2 separate regions of the Homo sapiens genome follow, and region 2 is linked to region 1. A link is an interaction called in ENCODE POLR2A ChIA-PET data of the cell type or tissue named here. Cell type or tissue: Panc1. All regions are shown on one strand. Links, peaks and the distances in the headings refer to the core of each region. The heading gives the core; the rest is flanking DNA.

Evidence for each region. Peaks named below come from ENCODE experiments on the same cell type or tissue, not always from the same donor. Only the 100,000 strongest peaks of a DNase experiment are listed, where the experiment ranks them.
Region 2: POLR2A ChIA-PET joins it to region 1 with 5 read pairs; 3 of 35 experiments call an interaction of 5 or more read pairs at or near these places.

The regions. Positions count from the first base shown.
Region 1 is chr9:137,433,488-137,436,382 of GRCh38, forward strand. NOXA1 (NADPH oxidase activator 1) reads left to right here. Exons shown (of 14, transcript NM_001256067.2): 11 at 1-120; 12 at 263-377; 13 at 478-592; 14 at 737-919. The coding sequence ends at 873. ENTPD8 (ectonucleoside triphosphate diphosphohydrolase 8) reads right to left here. Exons shown (of 10, transcript NM_001033113.2): 7 at 2,526-2,789; 8 at 2,232-2,342; 9 at 1,717-1,851; 10 at 877-1,618. The coding sequence ends at 1,427. Among named protein-coding and RNA genes, the nearest start is that of ENTPD8, 6.4 kb to the right of the region's middle. RefSeq lists silencers at 2,558-2,812, 2,774-2,823. In Panc1, for the core only: no CTCF peak of the experiment used is centred there; no DNase peak of the experiment used is centred there; H3K27ac peaks cover 501 bases.
Region 2 is chr9:137,365,850-137,368,744 of GRCh38, forward strand. EXD3 (exonuclease 3'-5' domain containing 3) reads right to left here. Exons shown (of 22, transcript NM_017820.5): 6 at 2,087-2,140; 7 at 644-783. Among named protein-coding and RNA genes, the nearest start is that of EXD3, 56 kb to the right of the region's middle. RefSeq lists an enhancer at 2,389-2,895. In Panc1, for the core only: no CTCF peak of the experiment used is centred there; no DNase peak of the experiment used is centred there.

The DNA of each region.
Region 1 (2,895 bases), core at 248-2,747:
TGTCACCGTGCAGTGCGCCTTCACAGTGGCCCTGAGGGCACGAAGAGGAGCCGACCTGTCCAGCCTGCGGGCACTGCTGGGCCAAGCCCTCCCTCACCAGGCCCAGCTTGGGCAACTCAGGTGGGCCAGAAAGCCCCCGGTGGCTGCGGTGGAGCTGGGCACCGCCCCGACTGAGGCAGCTGCTGGAAGAGGGGGTGGCAGAGGTCACTGCCCTCCCTGCAGGCCCCACCCAGGAGGCCCCCTCTGAGGAATCTCTTTGCAGTTACCTAGCCCCAGGTGAGGACGGGCACTGGGTCCCCATCCCCGAGGAGGAGTCGCTGCAGAGGGCCTGGCAGGACGCAGCTGCCTGCCCCAGGGGGCTGCAGCTGCAGTGCAGGGTGAGCCAAGGGCGAGGCAGGGGCAGGGGCACCCTGAGGGGCGGTGGAGGCCCCTCCTCCCAGTGCCCGGCCCGACCTGCAGCCCACTCTCCTGCCTCAGGGAGCCGGGGGTCGGCCGGTCCTCTACCAGGTGGTGGCCCAGCACAGCTACTCCGCCCAGGGGCCAGAGGACCTGGGCTTCCGACAGGGGGACACGGTGGACGTCCTGTGTGAAGGTAGGGTGGGCATGGCCCTTCCCAGGCAGCACCGTGGTGCCCGGGGTGTGGGGGGCTTAGAGCTCGGCCTGTGCTGTGAGCAGACGTGGCACCCAGAGGCCACGCCTGGGTAACGCCCTGCAGAGCCCGATGTCCCCCTTGCAGTGGACCAGGCATGGCTGGAGGGCCACTGTGACGGCCGCATCGGCATCTTCCCCAAGTGCTTCGTGGTCCCCGCCGGCCCTCGGATGTCAGGAGCCCCCGGCCGCCTGCCCCGATCCCAGCAGGGAGATCAGCCCTAATGATGCTGTGTCCATGATGCTTTTAATAAAAACAACCCCCACTGCAGTCTCACCCTCCAAGTGGGTGTGGGAGGCCGGGCTGGCCCAGCAGAAGCCCCCAGGCCTGGACTCCATCCATCTGCTCAGACAACAGCAGGGAGAGCGGGGGTCCAGGTGGGGCAGCTCCCTCCCTTCCACCCCTCTCCGCCCCTCCTGAGGCCCCATCAGGAGCAGGACCCCTGTGCCTCCGTGGTCTTGCCCTGTTTGCAGGCAGCATGTGGCCCTGCAGTCACACAGCCTGGAGACACCACGAGTCCTGGCGGCCTGTGTGCAGAAAGGCACCTACGGCCCTGGAAGCCCAGTTGCGGAAGGAGGTTGGGGGAGGGACGCCGGGAGGGGAGGTCATGCAGCCTCTGTGGCCAGCACCACCCTGACGGTGCCCTGGAGGTGGCTGTCACCTGACCGTGGGCAGAGCCACAGAGCAAGGCCCCACGGCGCTCAGGGCTCAGGAAGCCTCCAGCATCCGGGACGCAGCTGCCTGTGGGCTCTGTGGGGGCCCACCTCCGCCTTCCCACTAGTCCTGCAACCAGAAGAGCTGGACCAAGGCAGCCCCCACCACCGCCACCAGGGCCAGCACCATGAACACCACTTTGGCCACCCAGACGCCGTAGCTCTCTGCCCGCCACTGAGCCGGCGCATCGGCCGGGATCATCCCGGTCAGGTTCAGCATGTAGCCCAGTGTCCAGCCAATGTCCACACCGCCCGCCTGCGGGACACACGGCTGCTCAGGGCTGCGGGGCAGCTACCCCAGGACCACGACCTGCCCACGCCCACGCCCCGCCCACGCCCAGGGGAGGCAGTCACCTGCTTTCGGAACTCGAGGCTGGGCCAGGTCTCCTCGCTGAACCCGTAGCCCTCGTGCAGGAGGGTGAGGATGTACAGGCCTGAGGCACAGTAGTCCCGCAGCCAGCGGTCCTGCCCAGGGTAGCTGGCCTCCACCTGGGGCCCAGGAGACCAAGAGGCGAGGTGAGGGCCCCTGATCCCCAGTCATGCGGGGACCGCCCCATCTGTCCTGGCCAACCTGAGCACGCAGACAACAAGAGGGTGCCGGGCAGTGGTAGAGAGCCCCTCCCTGGCCCCACCGACCAGTTACGTGGTGCGGGTTGCGGCCCCTTCTTGGCGGGCCAGAGGCTGGGCCCAGCTGCGGCCGTGGCCACAGCCTCCTACCTGGAGTGGCACGGCCTGGAGCTGTCCTCTGCCCTTGCCTCCCCCGGCCCTGCTGGCCGTGCTGCCCAGAATGAGGCTCCAGCATCCTGCCCGAGGCAGCCCTGTACCCTCAGGGACCCTCGCTGCAGCCAGGGAGCCCAGGGCCCACCCACCAGTTTCCAGGGCCTCTGGCAAAACTCCCAGATGGTGGCGTTGACCGTGCTCAGGGGCTGCCTGGAGGTGAGGTTCAGGAAGTGGAAGGTGTAGTAGAAGTTGGAGAAGGCCTGAGTGAGAGGGGAGGTGGCTGTGCCTTCGCTGTGGCCACGCTGGGCCAGATCCACCCCACCCGGGCTCCCAGAGCCCCTAAGAGCCAGCCTGGGCCCCTCCTGGGCCTGCTGGAGTCAGACAGGCACCTGAGGCCTCACAAGGAAGCCCGGACCCCTGGTGGGGGCAGTGTAGGTGCTCACATAGAACTGGCCCCGCAGCGGGGGCTGGTAGACCCCGTCAAAGGCGCAGTCCTCCTGGCCCTGGCAGCTGGAGAAGTTGAAAAGTTCCCGGATGGCTGAGACGCAGGCTCCAGGGTTGCCTGTCCCTTCAACTGTGAGGTTCTGGGGGAGGCTCAGCGGGGGCGTGGCGTGGACACAGGGTGACTCATACAGCGGGCCCAGGGCCAGTGTGGTCTGGTAGCCGCTGAGGTAGCACGGGTGACGGAGCAGGGCAGCCGGGCGGCTCTGCAGAGGGCAGGGAGGCCTGAGCACCAGCCGCACACCTGCGGCCCTGTGCCCCTCCCCGGGGCCGGATGACCCACGCCAGCCCCGCGCCCATACCCTGTGCGCC
Region 2 (2,895 bases), core at 119-2,618, 68 kb before region 1:
ACACAATGCACACACAGATATACATGCACACACACACACCTGCAGGCACACACATACATGCACACACATGCACACCTACAGGCACACACAAACGTGCACACACGCACATATCACGTGCACACACAGAGACACACACATGCACACCTGCAGGCACACATGCACATGGGCACACACATACATGCACACACATGCACACACATGCACATGGCTTCCCTGAATCCATACAGGCACCATATGGGCTCCTTGTCAGGTGCTGCCTTTTCTCTGTAATTGCTGACAGACGTCACACACCAAGTGCTTCCAAAAACTTTATTAGATGAAAGAACAAAGGAATGGATGAACAAGAAAGCAGTACGGTTGCCATGCCTGCATGAGAAGAGCCACCACGGAGAATTATTTTCGTTCTTCTAAGAGCAGTTAACTCTTTTCACTCGGGAGAAGAGGGCTGTGCTCCTGCCAGCCCCAGCCGCTCCTCTCCAGAGGCAGCTGCTCCAGCTGCAGTCACATGGCAGCTGTGACCCAAACACCAGAACTTCCTGGGGAGAGCTCTCCCACGCGCCTGCTGCCCCCCTACACTCCCTTCCCTAACCAGGGCTCCCAGGATGCCATCTGGTGCCAGCTGCCAGCGCCCCACGGGACTCACCTGGCAACGTCCTTGATGTCAAAGCCGGGCTGGCACCAGGAATCCATGAGGACCAGCAGCCTCCTCTGGAGGTCCGGGAAGCCGGCCACATAGCGCTCCACGAGGGCCACCTTGTCCTGGAGGAGCAGTGGGATGCTCATCTGCAGGGGGACACACGGTCAGGCCACAGCCTCCGCCACCTCAGCCAAAACCTGACTCACCTCCAACCCAGAGGGAGCGGCCAAAGTGTCAGAACGAAAGGGGCCCAGAGGCCGTCCAGGCCCAGCAGTGCTCGCCCGGCCAGTGCTCACGCTCACACACACTCGCCCAAGGCTCCTGCTGGGCTCTGTGGCCATCCCCATCTCCATGATGAAGGCCTGGAGGCCCTAAGAGGCAAGGGGGACCCTGGGGAAGCTCATTTGTCACCAAATGTGGGGAGGCAGGACCAAGACAAACCACTGGCAGTAGCCCTGGTAGTCCGGAAATGCCTTCTCGTGGCACATGGTACCAGCACTGCCTCCCGAGCAGGTCTGCAAGACCCACACGCTGTCGGTGCCTCCAAGAGGCCCTGAGGGAGTCCCTGGCTGTGGCGCTGGGCCTTGGGGCACACCAGCCATTCCCTCAGCAAGAACGAATTCCCGTAGACAACGCCCCTCGAAGAAGACTCCTCACCTCCCTTCCCCCACCTCCTCTGCCCCACAGGTGAGGCTGCCTGGCGCCGACTGCATGGGGCCCACCTGCCCAGCAGTGCCTTGGGGGACAGTCCTCGGGCAGAACGCGAAGCCCCAAGAGCCCTCTCTGGCCCCAGCTCTTGTAGACCTGGAGTCTGCACCCATCGCCCGGAGCACAGCCCTGCAGGCTGTGTAGACACCCCTCCCTCTTTAGGGAGACCAGGATGCGTCCCGTCCCCACCTGGCTCTGCCCGAGGGGTGCTCACTCCCCCACCCTGCCCCTGCTTAACCAGCAGGTTCCCCTTGTGTCCCTGTGATGTGCACGAAGTCCCATTGTAGAAGCTTGGATCTGCCATCCCTGCAGACACTGTGGGTTCGAGGACTGTGTCATCTGTCCGGAAATTCACAGTTAGGTGACTGCTTCCCCCAGCCCACTGCACGGTGGAGGCGTGCAGCAGAGGAGGGTCCCAGAAGCACATGGGCTGCGTGTCCTCGAGGCAGCTGGTGCCCACTCCAGGGAAGGGGTGGCCCCAGCTGCTGCACGGAGCACACTCAGGGCTTCAGGGGACAGCTGGACACGGGGTTCGTGTACGTGCGGCTGCGTCTGATTTGGGGTCAGCCCATGAGGAGGATGGTGGTTTAGGGGGCTCTGGAGGCCCTCGCCGGCCCCCGATGGCCCTGCTGTCCCCCACTGTGGCTTGGTGGACTCCCGACCTCCAACAAACACTGTTTATAGAGACCTGGGCGTTATCCAAGTTTGAACCTAAACAATTTACATGAGAAAGACGTTCACCTTTTCAACGCCAAGCTCCGACTGCAGCTTCAACGTCGCGCCCAGCGTGGCTGCCTGGCAAACACAAAGGCGGCAGATTACTCAGGGCCTGGGAGGGGCCAGGCAGCACGGCGGGTGAGGGGGCTACCACCCTTTTGCACCAGCACCTGGTCACTGAGGCCGGAGTGCAGGGCCTTCCCGTGTTCAGCCACGTGGCCCTCAGGCCGAGGGGCCTGGCCTGGCAGACAAGCCCCCCCGTGCTGAGCCAGGCCTTGCATAGGCTGGGACAGGTGGGAGGCCTGGGCTTGGCCTGGATGGGGCAGCAGGGACTCAAGGGGGTGGCTGGCCACACAGCCTGGGTCCCAGGGCCTTGCTCGGGGATTGCTGATGAGCCAGAGGAAGGCTAGGAGGTGGGGTCAAGGCAAGGCGCAAAGCCGTGACCTCCCACACGACCCATCTGCGGGCCCCAGAACACAATGGTGCCTGCAGTGGACGGGCCAAGGCTGAGGACCCCCAGCCTCAGCGCATCCTGAGGCCTGGGGGGTCCTAGCCCTTCCCACGAGGCGGAGACGGGCACCCCGCGAGCGCTCCAAGGCCACACTGGCTGCGATCGGGGCACGGCCGGGCCCTGACCGCCTGCACGTACCACGGGCCTGAGCTGCTATTAATAATTTCCATAAGCCGCGCTCCCATAGCCAGCAAAAATGACCCACGAGAGCAGCCCGCGGAGCATCGGCGCCCCGCCCCCGCGCAGCCCAGAGAAAGGACCAAAATAGCGGCCTGGGAAAGCCTCGAGCCGGCTTCCAGCCCCGGTGCGCAGGGTGGGGGCG